2 separate regions of the Homo sapiens genome follow, and region 1 is linked to region 2. Evidence: read pairs that join two places in POLR2A ChIA-PET (ENCODE). Cell type or tissue: CD4-positive, alpha-beta T cell. All regions are shown on one strand. Each heading gives the region's core, and the rest is flanking DNA. Links, peaks and the distances in the headings are about the cores only.

The links. Peaks named below come from ENCODE experiments on the same cell type or tissue, not always from the same donor. Only the 100,000 strongest peaks of a DNase experiment are listed, where the experiment ranks them.
Region 1: POLR2A ChIA-PET joins it to region 2 with 6 read pairs; 12 of 35 experiments call an interaction of 5 or more read pairs at or near these places.

The regions. Positions count from the first base shown.
Region 1 is chr22:37,467,225-37,478,951 of GRCh38, forward strand. MFNG (MFNG O-fucosylpeptide 3-beta-N-acetylglucosaminyltransferase) reads right to left here. Exons shown (of 8, transcript NM_002405.4): 5 at 9,672-9,757; 6 at 7,288-7,453; 7 at 5,219-5,304; 8 at 1,839-2,805. The coding sequence ends at 2,739. Among named protein-coding and RNA genes, the nearest start is that of MFNG, 13 kb to the right of the region's middle. RefSeq lists enhancers at 1-363, 2,019-2,520. In CD4-positive, alpha-beta T cell, for the core only: CTCF peaks have their summits at 5,336 (motif pointing right) and 5,540; a DNase peak (open chromatin) is centred at 5,367.
Region 2 is chr22:37,585,914-37,597,640 of GRCh38, forward strand. No RefSeq gene overlaps it. Among named protein-coding and RNA genes, the nearest start is that of LGALS2, 12 kb to the left of the region's middle. RefSeq lists an enhancer at 4,805-4,884. In CD4-positive, alpha-beta T cell, for the core only: a CTCF peak has its summit at 6,822 (motif pointing left); DNase peaks (open chromatin) are centred at 4,731 and 6,758; H3K4me3 peaks cover 457 bases; H3K27ac peaks cover 355 bases.

The DNA.
Region 1 (11,727 bases), core at 3,208-8,207, 120 kb before region 2:
CACCTAGCCGAAGGATCAGTGACCACTCATGGTCCTCAAAGTATCTCATCCACATGCACCCTAAAATGGGCAGGCAGAGCTCAGGCTAAACGGGAGGAAGCTCAGCGGCAGCTATGTGCCCAAGGGGCATGGCAAGGCCAAGACTAGGTGGTCTAACCTTGCTACCCCACCCCACACTCAGCCCCTGCCTCTGGGGTCCAGATGGGTCACTTCAGCACAGGGCACAGGGAGCTTCCTAACTTCCCAGGCAGACACGCAAAGGGTTAAACTCAGACTCCCTCCTTCCTTCATCCCAATTCTGATCCTTGCTGACTCTGCTCCCCCTCCCTACCCCCAGCTATTCTGGGACAATGGAGGCAGCAGATGGCCCGAGTCCTGTTCCCTCCACCCGACCCTCAGGATCTGGGAGCAACACGAAAATCTGCTGCCGCGTCTAAATGCGGGCCGATGAGCAGCCTTCCCTGGGTGGGGTGGGGAGGACGGCGACTGTGGATGGCACCATTCCAGCCCCACGGGGCTGCAGGGCCGGGGGCTGCCCTCACTCGACTGGCATCCCATAAACCCAGCCCTGGGCCAGCCCAGAAAGAAGCGGGGCTTTGGAGAAGCACAAGTGGCCAGTTGCACCCAACTCACTGTGTGACCACAGCATGTGGCAGTCCCTCTCTGGACCTCTCCTCCCTGGAAAACAAAGGGGCTGGCTTCAGGTGCTCAGTGGTTCCAGATGTCCCCAGCACAGATGTAGCCAGAAGACAGTTTCTGATTCTTCAAGGGTGGAGCCCCTAGCCCTGGCTCCCTGGATCAGGGCCCCTCTGGCCCTCGGGATCTCTCCTCCTCCTTCCCCATCTGAGAGCCCCACTGTGACCCCAACTCCAAGCATCACTGGGCATGACACAGACCTCCCCTCTCTAACCCTCCCCTGCCTATGTGCCACCATGCCTGAAATTTCACCATGATCACTTTCATTCATCCATCCACCTCCTTGGGATCGGAAATTCCAAGGGCACTTGCATTTATTCAGTTCCTGCCCTTGGCTGTCAAATCGCCCTTTGGCACCATTATCTGATACCTGAGGCTAAGTCCCTCAGCCCTGAGTCTCCATTCCGCCTTCCCTGATTCTCTGACCTCCCCCAACCCAGGCCCTGGGGGCAGAGAAAAGGAGGAACCACTCCACACCTCACAGCACACAGGCTCACATGTATACATCATGTACACATGTGCGACACAGCCACAAAAACACACACCACAGGCCGGGCGCGGTGGCTCACGCCTGTAATCCCAGTACATTGGGAGGCCGAGGCAGGCGGATCTCAAGGTCAGGAGATCGAGACCATCCTGGCCAACATGGTAAAACCCTGTCTCTACTGAAAATACAGAAATTAACTGGGCGCGGTGGTGCACACCTGTAATCCCAGCTACTCAGGGGGCTGAGGCAGGAGAATTGGGAGAACTGCTTGAACCCTGCAGGCGGAGGTTGCAGTGAGCCAAGATTGCGCCACTGCACTCCAGCCTGGTAACAGAGTGAGACTCTGTCTCAAAAAAAAAAAAAAAAAAAAAAAAAAACACATGGACATGTTTATGCACAGACACATGTAGAAGGTACATGCCACACACACACATACACCTGTGTACCGCCTCACACACCAGGACTCACAAACACACTAGTAACAGTCACCAGCCACTCTGCCCTTCCTTTCTCTGTGCCAGGCTCTGTAACATGGTCTTTGCACACATCATATCACACCACCAAAAGTGATCACCATCTCCACTGTGATAGACAGATAAAGACCATACCCCGTCAGGAACAATTTGGCTGCATGTAACAGAAAACTGGACCAAGAGAGACTTAAACAAATAAGCATTTAATTTTTGTACAGAACCAGATGCTGGAGGGAATAGCTGTGGATGATTGTCTTGGCCTTTCCTTCATGGTAGCAAGGTGGCTGCCCCAGATCCAGCCATCACACCCACATTTATAGCAGGAAGATGGGGAGTGGGCTGCAAAACCTTCCCCAGAAACATCTCTATTGGATTTGCTTAGTTCCCTCTGGCCAGAGCTGGTCCCATGGTAGCCCCTAACAGCAAGAAAGGCTGGGAAATGAGCAAAAAGGATCATCACAATTGGCTGGGACCCGTTATGCTCCATCATCTGGGCCCCGGCATGCTGAGGCTCCAAACAAAATCTGGTCCTGTTCGCAAGGGGTGGGGAGCAAGGAGCTTTGGGAGACTGGTTGGCAACAACAGCAGGTGCTGCAGACCCTGGATTCTGCCATCATTCCACCCATGTCCCTTCAGGAACTCGGGACACAGATGAGGGAGGCAGGAGTGGGCGGCCCAGCGCTTGAGCCCCAGGGGAATGACTGAGAGACATTAGCCAGGGCCAACGGCCAGACCCCACCCAGAGGCCATGTCACTGCCTAAAGGGTTAGGACCCCTGAGCCCCAGCCCAGCTCAAGTGCCCCCTGCCCTTTTTCAATTCAGCCTCCTGAGGGAGTCTAGCCCCTGGAGCCTCTCTGGCCACCACCTGGTCCACCTGGTCCCCTGGGCTGTCTAACTCACCTCCCAGGGGCCTGGGGTGCCTTCAGTGCCAATTGCCACTCAGATCCTGGGCTTGCCAACCACCCGAAGGCCCTGCCAGGGACTGCCTATCACAAGACACTTGCCAGGGACCCACAGTGCCACCTTGGGAGCCAAGGCACACCCAGAAGTCTCTGCCCAACCTTTGCCCAGCAGTTCAGGATTCATCGGGCACCCAGCTGGGGACACCAGGGTGTATCTGGATAGAGCAGACAATGGAGGGAGCGAAATCTGCAGAGAGACCAGAAAAGGACAGGATGGTCACCCCCCACTTCTGCTCTCAGCCCACTCTCCTAGGTGCACACATGCCACAGAGGCGGTTTGGAGCAGGGTTTCTCTACCTCAACACCACTAACACTTAGGGCCAGAGAATTCTTTGTTGTGGAGCTGTCCTGTGCCTTGCGAGATATTTAACAGCATTCCTGGGCTCTACCCACAAGATTCCAGTAGCATCTTCCTGAATCATAAGAATCAAAAATGTCTCCGACATTGCCAGACGTCCCCTAAGAGACAAATCACCCCCACTTGAGAACCGCTAGTTTGGAGAAACTTCAAAAGCCAGAGAAGCCATAAAGAGACCTCAGCTGAGGCCAATCATCTGATCACATGCATCTGAATCTCTAGGTGGCTCCAGACCCATTTGGCAGTAATCTATGACTTCTAGAATCTTCAAGCTTTGAGGAAATTTAACAGCAATTCTTAAACCTCTTGTCAGTATAGCTACGGCTTACACACTGCTGACGGGGAGCTCATCCTACTAGAAGGCAGCTTCGTTCGTCTTGGAATTTTGAATTTTTGTTCCTATATCGAGCCAAATTCTATCTCCTTGTAATATCCAACTTGTTCAACGCAGCCTTGGCCGCAAGGGCCCTCAGCATCATGGGAGCCCTCTGCCCCAGGACAGGCAGCACTGCAGAACGTCAGGGCCAGGGGCCCTGGTTCCTCCAAGCATCACAAGCGTCCAGACAGAGCCTACAAAGGCCTTGGAGAGGCCCCTGCCACGTCCCCAACCAAATTTGACACCATTCCCTCCTCTTCTCCACATTCCAGTCACACAGTCTCCCGTTCCTACCTTGAGCAGGTCAAGGCCTGTCTCCTGCTATCAGGCCTTTGCATATGCTGTCCCCTCTGCGGGAGTGATCTGCCACCTGCTCTTCTCCTAGCGAACTCCTGCTAGCCCTTCAGGTCCTTCACGTTACCTCCTCACAGAAGCCTTCCCCGGCCAGCCCCTACTCCCCAGTCAACATCAGGGCTCTGACTTACTCTCCCATAACAACCTATACTGGCATACTCACCCTCATCCCCTACACACACAGTGTCCCAGACTCCCCGTCCCCCAGGACTCCCTCTGGACAAGTCTCTGTCACTCAAGTGGGCCCAGAGTTCACCTCATGCCCTCCTCTACTCGTTACCTCCCTGAGTCCCTGCTAAGTCTCCAAAGGCAGAATCAGGGCTCCTTCCCCAGTTCCCAGACCCATTGCATGTCACTACAAGGAGCAGAAATGCAAATAGAAGGGTTGGGGCTAGTCCAGCTGCCCAGAGATGGAACAGACTGCCACAGGAGGGAGGAACTCCCCATGGCTGTAGGCATGCAAGGTGAAGCCAGCCCATCAGTTGGCAGAGATGCTGGGAAGGGGTCAAGCATCAGTTCTGGGGTTGGACTGATGGGCCCAGAGTCCATGTGTCCCCTCCCCCAACTCCTCTCCACCCCCATCCCGCCACCCCTGGCCAGAATCACAAGCCATAGCTGGGCCGGGGGCAGCGGCTCATGCCTGTAATCCTAGCACTTTGGGAGGTCAAGGCAGGCGGATCACTTGAGGTCAGGAGTTCGAAACCAGCCTGGCCAACATGGTGAAACCCCGCCTCCACTAAAAACACAAAAATTAGCCAGGCATGGTGGCAGGCGCCTGTAATCCCAGCTATTCGGGAGGCTGAGGCAGAAGAATTGTTTGAACCCGGGGGGCGGAGGTTGCAGTGAGTCGAGATCGCACCACTGCACTCCAGCCTGGGCAACAGAGCGAGGCTCCATCTCAAAAAAAAAAAAAAAAAAAAAAAAAGCCACAGCTGGCAGGTGCTGGTGTGTGGAAAGGAAGCTGCATATCACAGGCTATGCTCCAAGACTGCTCTAGACCAGTCAGGAGCGGATTTGGGTGGCCCATCTCCCCGTGGCCAGTTCTGGGCAGAACTGGAAGGTGTTATTCCAACCCTTTACCTGCCTAAAAGAAGCATTTAAGAGTATCAAAGAAACAAGGAGTCCAAAAGAGATAAAATAAAAATCCCCCACCAGAGCCTGAAGTTCCACCATGAGAGCGTTGCCTGTGCTCAGGGAAGGCATTTCAGCCTTCCAGGGACTCCCAAAGAACCCCAGAGGATTGGGGCTGGGAGAGCTCTTCAGATCCATCATGGCCAGCCTCCAGGTGTTACTAATGGGAGACCGAATCCCAGAGAGGGCAAGACACTTGCCCAAGGTCACACAGCAAGCCAGTGGCAGGGTCAGAAACTGAAATCCACTCCCTCCACTCCTAGCTCTGTGCTGTCAGCCACCAAAGCCTGTCCCACTCCACTCCCTCCCAGCTCCCCCATGTTTGGATGCCTGGACTCAGCCCCCACTCCTCCCATCCAAGGTTCCAGCCCCCAGACCCACCTGGAGGGGTCCTCCTCCGGGGAGAAGGGGCCCTGTAGCTTAATGACGTTGAGTTTCCCCTCAAAGACACCGTAGCTGAGGGTGACCTGGGCAGGGAGATAGAAGAGTGTTGGGGCATCACACTGGGGATCCCCACAAGGGGGCAGCATCCTGGCACAGGTGGAGGAGGGGTTTTAAGCTGCAGGGAAAGCTGCCCGGGAACCTGAAATTCCCCGCTGGTGGTGGGAGCCCACCCCACGCCCCAAGGCACTTCACAGCTGGAAGAGCACTGCCATGCCCTTAATCCCATTTGCTCCCTCAAGAGTTGAGCTCCCCTGAGAAGCTGGAACAATACCCCCATCTACAGATTTGGAAACTGAGGCTCAACAGGAAAAGGCAGCTTTCCAGTAAGCTGCAAGCCTGGACTAGAATGGAGGTTTTCTGAGACTCACTGGAGGGCCTTGGCACATCCCTCTTCACCCGGAGCCCCTACTCCACCAGGCAGTGACGACATGGATCATGATTTCAGCTCAGAGGCTGTAGAGCACAGTGGTTAAAGACTGTGGGCATAGGGACCACCCAGCTAGGGTTCCAGTGCCCCTCTGCCCCATATTAGCTGTGTGCCGTGGTCAGTTCAGCTCGCTGGGTCTCATTTTCCCCATCTATAGAATGGGGATAATGTTAGTACTGACCTCATGTGACTACTGTGAGGAACCAGAGAGTTAAAGAAGGGTGGCTGGGTGCGGTGGCTCATGCCTGTAATCCCAGCACTTTGGAAGGCTGAGGCAGGTGGATTACTTGAGGTCAGGAGTTCGAGACCAGCCTGGCCAACATGGTGAAACCCTGTCTCTACTAAAAATAGCCAGGCATGGTGGTGGGTGCCTGTAGTCCCAGCTACTCAGGAGGCTGAGGCAGGAGAATCACTTGAACCCGGGAGGTGGAGGTTGCAGAGAGCCAAAATCGTGCCATTGTACTCCAACCTGGGCAACAGAGCGAGACTCTATCTCAAAAAAAAAAAGAAGGGAAGGACCCCAGTGTGGTGCCTGGCATTGTGGGTACTCAGGATACCCTAACCATTAGGATGCCCTGGTTTGGGCTGCCTCAAATCTGCCTCTCTTTCCTGGCTTCAGGCCCTGCCATCCTAATGGGACCAACCTCACACCCCAGTTCCAGGCCTGGCCAATCAACACTAACTCCAGGTGCTGGTAGGAGATGGGTCACCTGACCCAAGCCCAGTCATCAAATCAATGAACGCCAGCCCGGGGATCTGAAGGAAGGAGGCGCTCTCCTCCGATAGTGGGGGGAAAGCTGGGGCTGCCATCTTGCCAACATGAGGGCTGAGCCCACCTGAGGATGGGCCAACTTGGGGGAGAGCTTCTCAGTTATGTGAGCCAACAATTTCCTTTTCAGGTTAGCCAGTTCACGTTGAGTTTCTGTCACACTGTTGGGCAGGAGATCCCGGGGACGCTCCCAGCCAGGACCATCTACAGTGTCAGAGGGCAGCCTCTCCGAGGCAGAGCCAGTTGGACCTGTATCACCTGCCAGGTGGTGGGATGGGGTCCCCCTCCTCCCCCAGCCTAACATAATGCTGAGCGTCCCCCCAAAGACCCATTCCATCCCGGTAACCTCAGGGTTGGCAGGAACAGCACTGAGCAATGGATAGGGGAGTTTTGATGAAGGAAGGGGCTCCTAACAGGTAAAATTAGAAGAGCCAGCTGGGCTCCCCGGGAGGAATGTGGGGAGGATGGAAGACTGAGTAGAGGTATGGGTGGAGAGCAGGGTGGTGGGAACCTGAAGACAACCTCATCTCATTTGTTCAGGTCCTTCCCGGCATTTGAGGACCAGATCAAAGAATTTCAGCTTCACAAATGCTAATCCTTGAGGGTTAGAGGTGAAGGGGTTGAGTCCCTGTGTACCCTTAGGGTGTCCTTTGCCACCCTAGGCCTCAGTTTCCCCATCAATAGGGAATACCCAAGACCCATAATCTGGAGTTCCAGGTTTCTTTCAAACGCCAGGAGGGAGGGTTGGGGGGACCCCATGTTCCTTTGGTTCCCCTTCCCATTTGCCACCTGCCCCCAAGGCCAGCTCACCTGTTCTGGGAGCTGTGCAGTCCTCAGCAGCTGCAGGGTCTCCAGGTGGGAGTGAAAGAGGGGGCTGGGCTGCAGGCGGCCGCCCAGCTTGCACTCAATGATATAGCCCATGGTGCAGTCATCAGGCAGCCGGATGAGAGCAGATGTGTCCATGAAACGGGAGCCACTGAGGGACAGAGCCAGACTGCAGACGCTGGCCCAGGCCCTCCACACCCAGAGCCGTGGGCCACCCCATGAAGGCCCTCCACTGGGACAAGCTGGCAGAACAGAGCACCTGCCTCCTGCATACTGTATGACCTTGAGCAAGTCAGGAACCTTGGGGAGCCTCAGCCTCAGTCTCCTGTTCTGTGAAATGGGGATGCTAATGGCCGTGTCTTCGTGGAGCTGTCGTGAGGATTAAACAGGGAATGGGAAGGTGATGCCCTTTATAAATGTAGCCTTTCCTTCTCTCTCTGTCTTGTCATTCATTCATTCACTCATTTATTCATTGCTGGTGCCAGATACCATGCTAGGGCTGAGGATACAGAGATGAGAAAGAAACGCTTCCTGCCCCCAACAGCAGCCCCTATTCTGGCGGGAGACAGAGCAGGGAGCAGGTCTTTCAAAGAGTGGTGCTAAGTCAGAGGGAAGCATGCTGCCTGGGGGTACAGGGAGAATCAGGCGGGCTTTCCAGAGGAGGTGGCAGCTTTTTTGTGTGTTCATTTGTTTGTTTGTTTGTTTGTTTGTTTTTGAGACAGAGTCTCCCTTCATTGCCCAGGCTGGAGTGCAGTGGTGCAATCTCGGCTCACTGCAATCTCCGCCTCCTGGGTTTAAGCAATTCTCCTGTCTCAGCCTCCTGAATAGCTGGGACTACAGGCACCCGCTGCCATGCCCGGCTAATCTTTGTATTTTTAGTAGAGACAGAGTTTCACCACGTTGGCCAGGCTGGTCTTGAACTCCTAACCTCAAGTGAGTCACCCACCTCAGCCTCCCAAAGTGCTGGGATTACAGGCATGAGCCACCTAAACAGAGTCTTGCAGGATGGGCTGGAGTCAGCCAGTGCTGAGGGGAGACAGGAACAGAGTCCCAGGCATGGACTTCAACTGGCCGCGTATACCCCATTAATGCCGCTGCCCTGGATGCTTGTCCAAGGGGCAAGTGGGTGTGGAAATCCAGCCTGTACTCCCCTCCCCAGCCTGCACTCCCCTCCCCAGCCTGCACTCCCCTCCCCAGCCTGCATGCCCTCAAGCTGCACCTGCAGGAGTTGGAGGGAGAGGGCTTTTTCTAATTCACACAAAGGTAATTTAGAGGTGGGCAGAAGCCTGGGTGGGGGCACCCCAGGCACACGGATGACCCTGGTCATGTGTACACACACAGTTCTGTGGACATGCCCCAGGACAATGAGCCCGCTCTTGTCCAGTATGAATTGCCTGGGGCGCCCCTCCCAGCCAGGGCAAGGCAGGGCAGGCTTGGGTAGTAGCAAGGCTTGCAGACCTTGGAGCCAAACCCAGCAGCTGAGTGACCTTGAACCTGGCTGACCTCAGACTGGCTTAATCTCAGTGCCTCAGTTGCCTGAGATCTAGAAACAAGACTAATGCCACCTTCTCCCCCAGGTGTTGTGATCCTCTTGATGGAGCACAGAGCTGGCTCAGAGTCAGTCCTCAATACAAGGGAGTGGCTGCTGATGGTGCTGTTAATAATAATAATAGCCCGGAAAGACCTCCAGAAGCCAGGCCTCGCCACTTCTAGAACACCTGTGTCCCACCCCCACCCACACTGCGGCCTCCACTACCCCTGAGATCCCCTCATAATATTAGGAGTAATATCATCTCCCTTAGATGATATTATGAATAATATCACAGGATGTACACCCACTGTGCTATTAGGAGTAATATCATCTCCCTTAGATGGCCCAGTGTATAGTGGACTGTCCCAGCTCAAATACCACCTCTTCCTGGAAGCCTTCCCTTCTTCCCTCACCCAGAAGGCCCTTCTCCCTCCTCTGAAGACCCTTAGATTTGGCCTTCACCTCCCCTACGGCATTGACCAGTCAGAAAAGGGCGGTAAATAGCACCTACCAGGGCCAGCCCAGACATTTTCTCATTTAACCCTTACTACACCATTGGCCACTGCATTATCAGGTCCATGTGCCGACGGGGGGACTGGGGCTCTTGGAGATGACATGACTTGCCTGTGAGTGGCACGTCATGCGCTCAGCCGTGCAGCCCCTGAGGGCAGGTGGCAGGTGGCTTGTTCACCACCAACTGCCGCTCTGTGACACACGCAAATGAGGAGCAGCTTCTCCTGAGCTCACTCTCAAAGCCCTTCCTGCTGCAAAGGCCCCTCCTGTACCCCAGCTGCCACCCCCTCCCCGCCTTCCTGCCCACCCCTGGGTCTCTGCTTACCTGGCCCACGGAGCCATCTTCAAAGCCAGTTTGCGATTGATGCAGAAGCCAGCACCCCCAGTGGCAAACCAGAACTGTACCAGCCTCTGAGAGAGAGGAAGGCCAAGGGGCAGAGTGAGCCTGGTGGCAGTTGTGGGGAAAAGGGACAGCCAGGCCACCCTTCACCCCCAACCAGCATGGCTCAAAAGCCCTTTATTTTGAATCTCACTAGAGTCTTGCTACAACCTGGCATTATTGCACCCATTCTATAGATAAGAAAACAGAGGCCCGAAGTCACATAGTTAATTATGAGTGGTGAGGTCACTGATCAGACTCAAGTCCAGCTGAATTCCAGTTAAAGGGGACAGGTGTTGTTTTACCCACCCAGCCACCATGCCCCTTTCCCCTGAGAAAGGTCTCTACCTCACTCCATGTGGCTTGGGAGGGGCTGCCGAACATGGCACCTGCTCTCCTGGGCCACAGAGGTGGGCCTAGGTTGACGGGGCCTGAGTGTGCATAGGAAAGATGTGGCTGGGAAACAAAGGTCAGGCTGTGTCCAATACAAATCACTAACACTTTTTTTTTTTTAAGAGACAGAGTCTTGCTCTGTTGCCCAGGCTCAAGTGCAGTGGCACCATCTCTGCTCACTGCAACCTCCGCCTCCCAGGTTCAAGCGATTCTCCAGCCTCAGCTTCCCAAATAGCTGGAACTACAGACGTGCGCCACCACGCCCAACTAATTTTTGTATTTTTTAGTAGAGACAGGGTTTAACTATTTGTTGGCCAGGCTGGTCTCAAACTCCTGACCTCAGGTGATTCACCTGCCTCGGCCTCCCAAAGTGCTGGGATTACAGATATGAGCCACCGCGCCCGGCCTCAGATCACTAACACTTTCTAGTGTTGACTTCGTGCCAGGTCTCATTCCAAGGACTTGGAGAGATGACCTCATTTCATTCTTTCTTCTGTGTTCACGACCACTCTTTGAGTAGGGGCTGTTATCACCCATTTCACAGATTAGGAAACTGAGGCACAGAGAGGTGAGGTGACCTCAGTCAAGGTCACAAAGCCAGGAGGTGGCAGGGCTGCCGTGTAAACCCAGGGAGTCAGGCTCCAGCGTGCAGTTCTCCACCCCAGAGGCAAACTGCTTAGGCAGAGGTGAGTCGCCAGCAGTGAAGTGGTGTGAGAGCCTGGGGGACCCCCTGGCTCCCCTGGAATCACTCATACACAGAGCCCTAGGGCCCAGAAGAATTTAATTAAGGCTCAGAGGCTGATTAGCTACTGATAATTAAGGCTCTGTGTTTTCTGCTCTTGGTTTTCCTAATGAAGCAGATGGGGACCTGGGAAGGGAGGTTGAGCCCCGCTGTGTGCCCAGCTCCTGCACCAGGCACTGCCTCTAGAGAGGGACCTCCCGATCTGCCTTCTTCCTGGAGCCAAGGGAGCCCTAGGGCCAGGACCACTCTAACACCTGATGCCCAGGGGGTCCTGGGGACAGGGAGAGAACCATGCAATATTTGGGACATACTTATACTAAAAATTTCCTCATTATTTATGAGAAAGTCAAGTTTAACTGGATGTAGTGGTTTTTCATTTATTTGTTTAATGAATCTGGCAACCCAAATCAGTGTCCATCCAGGTCAGGAACTGAGGCGGGTACAGAGCCCCCTGTTTTGCCAGGTGTCGACTCTTCAGTCACAGGCTAGTGGAGGTGTCTGGAGGGAGAGGGTGCCCCAGGAGGGGAAGGTGGGGAAGGGTTCTGGGGCTCAGGTGGCAGCAATCACCCAGCCCCACAGTATTCAGCAATTTTTTTTTTTTTTTTTGACGGAGGGACGGAGTCTCGCTCTGCCGCCCAGGCTGGAGTGCAGTGGCACAATCTCAGCTCACTGCAACCTCCGCCTCCTGGGTTCAAGCGATTCTCCTCTCTCAGCCTCCCGAGTAGCTGGGACTACAGGTGCCCGCCACCATGCCCAGCTAATTTTTGTATTTTTAGTAGAGACGGGGTTTCACCATATTGGTCAGGCTGGTCTCGAACTCTTGACCTCAGGTCACCCACCCACCTCAGCCTCCCAAAGTGCTGGGAT
Region 2 (11,727 bases), core at 4,049-9,048:
ATGGACAATCGGATGGATGGATGGGTGCTGTGATACTATTATTACATAAAATAGGTTTTGCCCATGGTTTCTAACTCATAACTCTCACAGCATTTGTTAGTCTTTTGTTATAATGTTGGGGTGCTTTAGGCCTCAGGAACAGGCCTCAGAAAACAGAATCAATCTCTGACCTTTGGCTGTCCTTCCTTCACCTGCTCCTTTCTCTCCTCAAGGTAGGAATCTCCCCCTGCCTTTCTTTCTTAGAACAGAAATTCTGGCCAGGCACAGTGGCTCACACCTGTAGTCCCAGCACTTTGGGAGGTTGAGGCGGGCGAATCACTTGAGGTCAGGAGTTCGAGACCAGCCTGGCCAACATGGCGAAACCCTGTCTTTACTAAAAATACAAAATAATTAGCAGGGCGCGGTGATGCGCACCTGTAATCCCAGCTACTCAGGAGGCTGAGGCAGGAGAATCGCTTGAACCTGGGAGGCTGCAGCGAGCCAAGATCACGCCATTGCACTCCAGCCTGGGTGACAAGAATGAGACTCCATCTCAAAAAAAAAAAAAAAACACAGAAATTCTTCCGTAAAGAAATTCCCTGGCAGGGCGCGTTGGCTCACGCCTGTAATCCCAGCACTTTGGGAGGCCGAGGCAGGCGGATCACCTGAGGTTGGGAGTTCGAAACCAGCCTGACCAACAAGGAGAAACCCCATCTCTACTAAAAATATAAAATTAGCCAGGCGTAGTGGTGCATGCTTGTAATCCCAGCTGCTCGGGAAGCTGAGGCAGGAGAATTTCTGGAACCCAGGAGGCAGAGATTGCAGTGAGCCGAGATCGCACCATTGCACTCCAGCCTGGGCAACAAGAGCAAAACTCCATCTCAAAAAAAAAAAAAAAAAAAAAAAAGAAATTCCCTGACCTACCTTGTCATAAGACCCTCATTTCAGAAGGGGTCCTGCTCCATCCCTTGGAGTAAGAAATGCTGCACAGAGAGGCCAAGAAGAATCTGAACAGACGGGCCTTGCGGGGGTTCCACACTTCGTCTAGTAATATTAGATCAGATCCTTTTTGCCCATTCACAGTTCTACACAGAGGTCAATCATGCCGGCATAATAAAGTCCCCATAAAAGGCCCCAGGGGATTGGGTTTGGGCAGCTTCTGAGATAGCTGAACACATGGCTGTCCTGAAGGATGGTGCTCCCAGGTGGGAGGGGAAGCTCTGCATCTCTTCCCCATAACCCGCCCTAAACATCTCTTCATCTGTATGTTTTATAACATCCTTTATAATAGACCAGTACACACAAATGTTTCCCTGACTTCTGTGAGCCACTCTAACAAATTAACTGAACCCAAAGAGGGGTCGTGGGATCCCCAACTTGAAGTCCAGAGGCTCAGACTTGCAACTGGTGTGGAGGGAGAGGGGAGTCAGGGAGAGGGAGCTCAGGAGTTCGAGACCAGCCTGGCCAACATGGTGAAATCCTGTCTCTACTAAAAATACAAAAATTAGCCAAGCGTGGTGGCACACACCTGTAAGCCCAGCTACTCTGGAAGCTGAGAAAGGAGAATTGCTTGAATCCAGGAGGTTGCAGTGAGCCGAGATTGTGCCACTGTACTCCAGCCTGGGTGACAGAGTGAAACTCTGCCTCAAAAAAGGAGAAAAAAGAGGCCTGGCGTGGTGGCCCACACCTGTAATCCCAGCACTTTGGGAGGTTGAGGTGGGTGGCTTACCTGAGGTCAGGAGCTCGAGACCAGCCTGGCCAACACAGAGAAACCCCGTCTCTACTAAAAATACAAAAATTAGCTGGGCGTGGTGGTGCGCACCTGTAATCCCAGCTACTCGGGAGGCTGAGGCAGGAGAATCACTTGAACCTGGGAGGCAGAGGCTGCAGTGAGCCGAGATCGGGCCATTGCACTCCAGCCTGGGCAATAGAGTGAGACTGCATCTCAAAAAAAAGAAAAGAAAAAGAAAAAAGAAAAAAGATGCATGGTTAAGTGGGTGGATGGGTGAGGAGGTGGAGGGAGGGGTGGGTGCATGGATGGTGGATCAGCAGGAGGAATTGCTCATCATAGAGCCCCAAAGGGTGGGTATCTTCAGGGCCCCAATCTGGTGCAGCACGGCCCCTCCCTCCATCCCTCCTGCCCCCTCCCTGGCTTATCATCCCAGCCTTTTGAACCAGGAAGCCTCCGTCTCAGGGCCACGCCAACTTATGCACGTGTGGTGCTGGGTGGATTTACAGAAAAGATCATCAGGTTCTGTGTCCACCTTCTTATAAGTGGCAAGAAGATTTTCCATCTCTGTGTCTTTAGAAATTGAAGATATAAACCAAGCTGCTTCTGTGACTTGGGTGGTCCTTGAGTGCTCTTCCTCAGAGACAGGTGACCTGAGTCCTGAGTGCAGTTCCTTCTCCCTGGCCCAGGCCACACAGTCTTTCCATGGATAGTGGAGCCTTTTTTTTTTTTTGAGACAGAGTCTCGCTCTGTTGCCCAGGCTGGACTGCAGTGGTGCAATCTCGGCTCACTGTGACCTCCACCTTCCAGGTTCAAGTGATTCTCCTGCTTCAGCCTCCCAAGTAGCTGGGATTATAGGCACCCGCCATCACGCCCGACTAATTTTTGTATTTGTAGTAGAGACGAGGTTTCACCATGTTGGCCAGGCTTTTCCTGAACTCCTGACCGCAGGTGATCTGCCTGCCTTGGCTTCCCAAGGTGCTGGGATTACAGGCGTGAGCCACAGCGCCTGACCTGAGCCTTCTGCATCTTAATCACCCAGTCACAGCTGTCCATGCGGGCGGGTACCTGGGGATGGTGAGGAGAGGCTAAAACAACAGAAGCAATGAAGCAACGCTGCTCACCCCAGCATTCCCACCCCACCCCCAGCTTCTGGCAGGATTATATCTGCCAAGGACAGGACTATATCCGCCTCAATCTTTGTGTTTGCCAAGCAGGGAGAGGAGCATTTATCCATCTCTAATGTGGTAAACAACCAAAGGAGGTCCCCCGCCAAGTGCAGCCCTAGTCGCAGGAGCACACCCACTCCCAAGGCTTCTGATCCACCCTGAGCACCTATGGCCACTGGAAACCCCCACTCTTACTGAAGTCTGTCCCTGGGGGCAATCCCCTTCCTCTCACAGTTGGCCCCAGCTCTGCCCTGGGCCACACAGATTCTGCTGCCATCACTGCTTTTCTGATGATTGCAGTCTCAGGACCATCTGGGCTGCCTCCCCGCAGCACCCCGTACATATACAAGCCTCCTTCCTCAAGGGGAAACACCTATGAGCCCCCAGGGCCTCATCTCCCAGAATCAGAATCCAAAGGATTCCAGAAGCAGCTTGGTTTAAATGGACATTTTCCTGAAGGCCAAAATCAACAGGTACAGGCCTTCAGGGAAATGTCCATTTCAGAAGCTGACCCTTTATTTTTAGGATGGGAGCAGGACCTAGGTGCCGTAATACCCTTGCAGGTCAAGTTCACAACCCCCGAGACCCACCAACCAGAGCGGTCATGAATTCTCCCCTAATTCCCAGAGCCCCTGGGGAGACCATGGGCTGCAGGAGAGCAGATGAGACTGTGGCTGGGTGTCCAGAGCTGCTGCCTGCTCCGGCACCTTCATGGAATGGCATTGGCCTCAAGTCCTCGCTGCCTCTTACTGGCTGTGTGACCTTGGGCAGGCCAGGTAGCCTCAGCTTCCTAGAGAATGTATGTAATGGGCTTGGCATACAGAATATGGCACATAGTAGGTACTCAACTATTATTATTCTGTATTTAATAGCTAATTGGCTGGCATTTGCTCAGCACTCTGCATACATTGGGCCATTGCGAGGTCTCTCGCCTGCATCTTAGTTTGCTAATTAGGTGCTTATCTGGGACCTTCCTGGAGCAGGCATTCTCTGCTCCATTCTCTCCTCTGTACGCGTGACAGCCCCAACCCTTGTTCCCCCAGCAGGAGCAAAAGGGGTTGGGTATGATGACCTCCAGCTCAATGTCTAAGGATCTCTGGGTTTCAGTTTCCCCCTCGGCCAGCTCCTCCTGCCCCTACCAGCCACCTCCCAAGCTGGGGATTTCACTGGCCCACCTTTGTTCCCTGCAGAATCCTAGAGTCCTCCAGCCCTTCCCTCTCTGGCCTTCACACTCCACATCCTCAGCCCAGCACAGGAGCCAATTTTGCAAAGAGGTAAAGAGACCTCACCACTGCTGCACCAGTCTGTCCATTTCCTAGCAGGCAACTGGCACTTGTTTGGTTTTATAAATTAAGGTTTCGATTCTTGGCCAGGCGCGATGCCTCACACCTGTAATCCCAGCACTTTGGGAGGCCAAGGGTGGTGGATTACCTGAGGTTAGGAGTTCAAGATCAGCTCTGCCAACATGGTGAAACCCCATCTCTACTAAAAATACAAAAATTAACCGGGCATGGTGGCTCATGCCTGTAATCCCAGCTACTCAGGAGGCTGAGGCACAAGAATCATTTGAACCCAGGAGGTAGAGGTTGCAGTGAGCCAAGATGGCACCACTGCACTCCATCCAGCCTAGGAGACAAAGCAAGACTCCTTCTCAAAAAAAAAAAAACAAAACAGTTTCAATTCTTGTATAATATGTTGCTAGTGGGAATGTAAAATGTTGCAGCTGCTATGATAAATAGTTTGGCAGTTCCTCAAAAAGCTAAACATGGAATTACCCTATGATCTAGCAATTCTACTCCCAAGTATGCACATACCCAAAGGAATCGAAAGCAGGAACTCAAACTAATATTTGTAAACCAATGTTCATAGCAACATTATTCATCAGACCAAAGGTGGAAATACCCAAGCATCTACCAACAGATGAAAGGAGCTAACGGCCCGGCGCGGTGGCTTATGCCTGTAATCCTAGCACTTTGGGAGGCTGAGGCAGGAGGATCACGAGGTCAGGAGATCAAGACCATCCTGGCTAACACAGTGAAACCCTGTCTCTACTAAAAAATACAAAAAATTAGCCGGGCGTGGTTGCGGGCGCCTGTAGTCCCAGCTACTCGGGAGGCTGAGGCAGAAGAATGGCATGAACCTGGGAGGCAGAGGTTGCAGTGAGCCGAGATCACGCCACTGCACTCCAGCCTGGGCCACAGAGCAAGACTCTGTCTCAAAAAAAAAAAGAAAAGAAAGAAAGAAAGGAGCTGGGCATGGTGGCTCATGCCTGTAATCCCAACATTTTGGGAGGCTGAGGCAGGAGGACTGATTGAGGCAGGAGTTCGAGACCAGCCTGGGCAACATAGTGAGACCTCATCTCTACAAAAAAAAAATTTTTTTTTAATTAGCCAGGTATGGTGGCACACACCTGTAGTTCCAGCTACTTGAGAGGCTGAGGTGGGAGAATCATTTAAGCTTCAGAGGCCAAGGCTGCGAGCTGTGATTGCACCACCGCACCCTAGCCTGGGCAACAGAGAAAGACCTTGTCTCAAAAAAAAAAAAAAAAAAAGATGAATAGATAAACAAAATGTGGTATATACAAACAGTGGAATTTTTTTTTTTTTTTGAGAGGGAGTCTTGCTCTGTCTTCCAGGCTGGAGTGTAGTGGCATGATCTCGGCTCACTGCCACCTCCGCCTCCCGGATTCAAGCAATTCTCTTCCTCAGCCACCCAAGTGGCTGGGATTACAGACACCCGCCACCATGCCCAGCTAATTTTTGTATTTTTAGTAGAGACGGGGTTTCATCATCTTGGCCAGGCAGGTCTTGAACTCCTGACGTTGTGATCCACCCACATCAGCCTCGCAAAGTGCTGGGATTACAGGCATTGAGAGAAGAGAGACAGATCCTCTCATATTGTGTTATATTGTCTTATACTCAGAAAAGGAAAGAGAAGCAAAACTAAAGGCAGGTAGCCTGGCGCCTAGGAACCAGACCCGAAAGCAAGGAACCAGACCTGAAACCAGGCCTGGGCCTGCCTGACCTAAGCCTGGTAGTTAAAGATCGACCCCTGACCTAACTGGTTATGTTATCTATAGATTCCAGACATTGTATGGAAAGGCATTGTAAAAATCCCTGTCCTGTTCTGTTTCGTTCTGATTATCGATGCATGCAGCCCCCAGTCACATACCCTCTGCTTGCTCAATCCATCACGACTCTCTCATGCGGACCCACTTAGAGTTGTGAGCCCTTAAAAGGGAAACGAATCGCTCACTCAGGGAGCTCGGCTCTTCAGACAGGAGTCTTGCCTGATGCTCCTGGCCGAATAAACCACTGCCTTCTTTAACTCGGTGTCTGAGGAGTTTTGTCTGTGGCTCGTCCTGCTACAGCATGAGCCACCGTGCCCAGCAGACAATGGAATATTATTTAGCTATGAAAAAGGATGAAGTGCTGATACATGCTGCATGCTACAGCATGGATGAAACTTGAAAACATTATGTTCAATGAAAGAAGCCAAACACAAAAGGACAAATATTGTATGATTCTACTCATATGAAATATTTGCAATAGACAATTTATAGAGACAGAAAGTAGATTAGAAGCTATCAGGGGCTGAGGGGATGGGAGAATAGTGGAGTTACTGTTTAATGGGTATAGAGCTTCTGTTTGGGGTGATAAAAAAAGTTTTGGGACTAGATAGTGGTGATGGTTGCACAATGTTATAAATGTAATAAATGCCACAGAATCCTACATTTAAAGATGGTTAAAATTGGCCAGGCGCTCCCCGCCCCGGACGGAGTCTTGCTCTATCACCCGAGCTGGAGTGCAGTGGTGCAATCTCAGCTCACTGCAACTTCCGCCTCCCGGTTCAAGCCATTCTCCTGTCTCAAGAAGGGTGGTTGTCAACGGGGTGGTTTAGATGTTTGAAGAGAGAAAGCATTTACCTCCCCCTGCTGGCCACTAAGAGAACAATATAAATTAGGAAGAAAAACAGCTTTTCAATTGCTAAACCTCTACTTAAAAATATGACAATTAAGACAAGCATGTGATTAAAACACTTCACACAGCTCAAAAGGGCTTTACAGGGAAAAGCAAGTCTCCCTCTTTTCTCAATCCCCACAGCCAATATCTCTCTCATGCTTGTTTCCAGGGATATTCTATGTGCTACGCAGATGAAAACATGCCAGACACTGACTGCGTCTTTTTTTTTTTTTTTTTTTTTTTGGAGATGGAGTCTCTGTCACCCAGGCTGGAGTGCAGTGGTGTGATCTCGGCTCACTGCAACCTCTGCCTCCCGGGTTCAAACAATTCTCCTGCCTCAGCCTCCCAAGTAGCTAGGACTACAGGCGCGTGCCACCACCGCCGGCTAATTTTTTGTATTTTTAGTAGAGACAGGGTTTCGCCATGTTAGCCAGGACGGTCTCAATCTCCTGACCTCATGATCCGCCCACCTCGGCCTCTCAAAGTGCTGGGATTGCAGGTGTGAGCCACCGCGCCTGGCCCTTTTTTTTTTTTTCTCAGACAGGATCTCACTCTGTCACCCAGGCTGGAGAGCAGTGGCAGTGACTCAAACATGGCTCCCTGCAGCCTCAACCCCTTAGGCTCAAATGATCCTCCTGCCTCAGCCCCCCAGGTAGTTGGGACTACAGGTACATGCCACCACATCCGGCTAATTTTTATATTTTTTGTAGAGACATGGTATCGCCATGTTGCCCAGGCTAGTCTTGAACCCCTGGGCTTAAGCGATCCTCCTGCCTTGGCCTCCCAAAGTGCTAGGGTTACAGGCATGAGCCACCATGCCTGGCCTATACTGGCTGTTCTGTACTTTGGTTTTATTCCCTTAACAGCATATCTTGGAAATTGTTCCATCTCAGTGAAACACATTTCTCTTTTTTTTTTTTTGAGCAGAGTCTCGCTCTGTCGCCCAGGCTGGAGTGCAGCGGCGCAATCTTGGCTCACTGCAAGCCCTGCCTCCCGGGTTCACACCATTCTCCTGCCTCAGCCTCCCGAGTAGCTGGGACTACAGGCGCCCGCCACCACGCCCAGCTAATTTTTTGTATTTTTAGTAGAGACGGGGTTTCACCATGTTAGACAGGATGGTCTCAATCTCCTGACCTCATGATCCGCCTGCCTCGGCCTCCCAAAGTGCTGGGATTACAGGCATGAGCCACCGTGCCTGGCCAACACTTTTCTCTTTCTAAAGGCTGGGATGTATTCCACCTTCGACATTTTCAGCCAGTCACCTACTGGTGGACATTTAGGTTGTTTCTAGTCTTTGACTTTTACGAGCAAACCTGCATGATCCTCTGTGAACGTGGCCCTTTGTGCAAGCGTGTCATGATTTCTAGGGGACAACTGAGCGCTGACTTTGTGCATATGCTATCACTTTAACCACATGCCAACCCTTGAAGTAGGTATTACAGTCTCCATTTTACAGAGGAGCAAACTTAGAGAGGTTAGGTAATTTGCCCCAAGTTGCCCAGGAAGTAAGAACCCAGGTCTGAGGGCAGGGTTGACGCTAACCCATCAGTGCTTTTGTGCAAATTAGGAAAAGGTATAACCCACCCCAGGATGAGGGGTTTGGCAGATGGAGGTGAGCTGGATGTCTGGTTGAATGCTTAGCCAGGTGCTATGTGCAGTGCGCAACCTGCCCAACCGTTCACGGTGGCGCTGTGGGGTTCCTGAGTTGTCACCTGAAGGTGAATTGTGGGTTCAGGTCTGGAGGTCAGTGAAAAAGTGATGGATATGAACTGGATAAAGGCCAAGTGTTTGTTTGCATTCATTCCATTCATTCAACCACCATCTCCTGAACCTCTGTGAGTAGGGCCCATGGATATACAGAGAAGCAAGTAGAAATGGCCCCTGACCCAATCCAGCCCTTTCCCAGCAGAAAAAGAGACCCACAGCAAAAGGCAGCCCAAAGGGAAAAGGCGTTTCGTGAGGGCAGAGAAAAGGCCCACAGGCTGGGAGGCAGGTGACAAAGCTCTGGGGCTACTGGTTCTGTGACTTTCAGCAAGCCACTAATCCACTCTGGACTCAAATGAGACTTGGACCAGCACCTTCTAACTGTAGGCTGCCAAAGAGAACAGAACAGAAGATATCAGTATGCCTGGCACGTAGGGTAAGTATTGCCGTGTGAAACTTGATTATGTGTGCGTGTGTGTGCACGCGTGTGCGTGTGTGTGTGTGTGAGTCAGAGATGGAGTTTTTTGTTTTTGTTTTTTACTTCTTGAGACGGAATTTCACTCTTGTTGCCCGGGCTGGAGTGCAGGGTCACAATCTCGGCTCACTGCTACCTCTGCCTCCCGGGTTCAGTGGATTCTCCTGCCTCAGCCTCCCGAGTAGCTGGAACTGCAAGCACACGCCACCACGCCCAGCTAATTTTGTATTTTTAGTAGAGATGCGGTTTCCCCATGTTGGTCAGGCTGGTCTCGAACTCCTGACCTCAGGTGATCCGGCCACCTCGGCCTCCCGAAGTGCTGGGATTACAGGTGTGAGCCACGGCGTCCGGCCTAGTCAGAGATGGATTTTCCATGACGCTAATAGACCTTAAATTCCAGGGCTCCTCCCTTGTCTTGGGAGAGACCTTAGCAAGTGTTCATGTGTTGAACAGTTTGCAAAAGTAAGAGGTTTTTTTGTTTGTTTGTTTGTGTTTGAGATGGAGCTTCACTCTTGTTGCCCGGCTGGACTGCAAGGTCATGATCTCTCTCACTGCAACCTCCACCTCCCAGGTTCAAGCGATTCTCCTGCCTCAGCCTCCCAAGTAGCTGGGATTACAGGCACGCGCCACCATGCCTGGCTAATTTTTTGCATTTTTAGTAGAGATGGGGTTTCTCCATGTTGGTCAGGCTGGTCTCGAAGTCGTGACCTCAGTGATCCGCTCACCTCGGCCTCCCAAAGTGCTGGGATTACAGGCGTGAGCCACCATGACTGGCCCAAAAGTAAGAGTTTTAAGTCACAATCAGGGCTGCTGCTATCTCTTTCCACTGACTTGCTCTCTGTCACACTTCCCCTGGGGAAGGGGATACTGAGGTGGCCATAAGCGTTTTTGAGACCCCACTAATGGGTAAGTTGGACATACACTTAATTTAAAGTTTGCCAGGCATGGTGGCTCACACCTGTAATCTCAGCACTTTGGGAGGCTGAGGTGGGTGGATCACTTGAGATCAGGATTTCGAGACCAGCCTGCCTAACATATAGTAAAACCCTGTCTCTACTAAAAATACCAAAAAAAAAAACACAAAAAACAGGCCAGGCGCGGTGGCTCACACCTGTAATCCCGGCACTTTGGGAGACCGAGGTGGGCAGATCACGCGGTCATATCGAGACCATCCTGGCCAACATGATGAAACCCCATCTCTACTAAAATACAAAAAATTAGCTGGGCGTGGTGGCGCACGCCTGTAGTCCCAGCTACCTGGGAGCCTGAGGCAGGGGACTCACTTGAACCCGAGAGGCGGAGCTTGCAGTGAGCCGAGATCGTGCCACTGCACTCCAGCCTAGGCGACAGAGCGAGAGTCCGTCTAAAAATAAATAAATAAATAAATAAGTAAAAATTAGCCGGGCATGATGATGGGCACCTGTAATCCCAGCTACTCAAGAGGCTGAGGCAGGAGAATCACTGGAACCCAGGAGGTAGAGGTTGCAGTGAGCCGAGATCACGCCACTGCACTCCAGCCTGGGCAACAGAATGAGACTCCGCCTCAAAAAAAAAAAAATTGAAATCAGTGGGTTATAGTTATAAGGTTCACAGTCACTTCTGTGACTAGTTACGTGATTGCCAGTGGCCCTAGTGTAGGAATGGCTTCCAGAAATACTCCTGGAACCCCCCTGACACATCTGGCATCCTGACCTAAAGGTGCAGGGACAGGGGTCACTCTATGACCACGGTATACATCCTAGATGCCCGACATGGGAAGAATGTGGTCCTGGGAGGAGAAACAAGGTCTGCATTGTAGGGAAGCAGAAGCTAGTCTGTAGAAAATTCTTCCAATTATCAGATGCATTAAATTATAAATGGATGATTCAGTTCCCATTGATACTTGGTTAGAATAGAACTCCTGCCTATTGCGAACATAGTTAATAACGTTGCATATGTAATTACAAGTGTACCACGCAAGATTTGGTTTTTTGTTAGAAAGCATATGCAGTCGAATTGATCAGAATGCTTTTGCAGAGCACAAACCTGAAGCAGTACTGCAAACAGCAAATGTTTCTACACCTCGTGATTTACACGGCATGACACACGAGCTGTGTCTCAGCATGTAACACATTACCAACAACACAATATGACACTGAGAAAAACTTTCCTAAAATAAAAAAGTAAAAAACATTTTTTGATCAACCATGCCAGAAAGCTGACTTGTCTTTCCCTTTATAGAAAATATAATCTGGAGGCTGGGCGCGGTGGTTCACGCCTGTAATCCTAGCAATTTGGGAGGCTGAGGCAGGCGGATCACCTGAGGTCGGGGGTTTGAGACCAGCCAACGTGGTGAAATCCCGTCTCTACTAAAAATACAAAAATTATCCAGGCGTAGTGGCAGGCACCTGTAATCCCAGCTACTCGGGAGGCTGAGGCAGAATCGCTTGAACCCAGGAGACAGAGGTTGTAGTGAGCCAAGGTCATGCCACTGCACTCCAGCCTGGGCGACAGAGTGAGACTCTATCTCAAAAAAAAGAAAATATAAGCTGGCCATGGTGGTGCATGCCTATAGTCCCAGCTAGTGGGGAGGCTGAGGCAGGAGGATCCCTTGTTCCCAGAAGTTCGAGGCTGCAGTGAACTTCATGATCATGCCGCTGCACTCCAGCCTGGATGACAGAGTAAGACCTCATCTCTAAAAAAATAAAAATAGAGGCCAGGCGTGGTGGC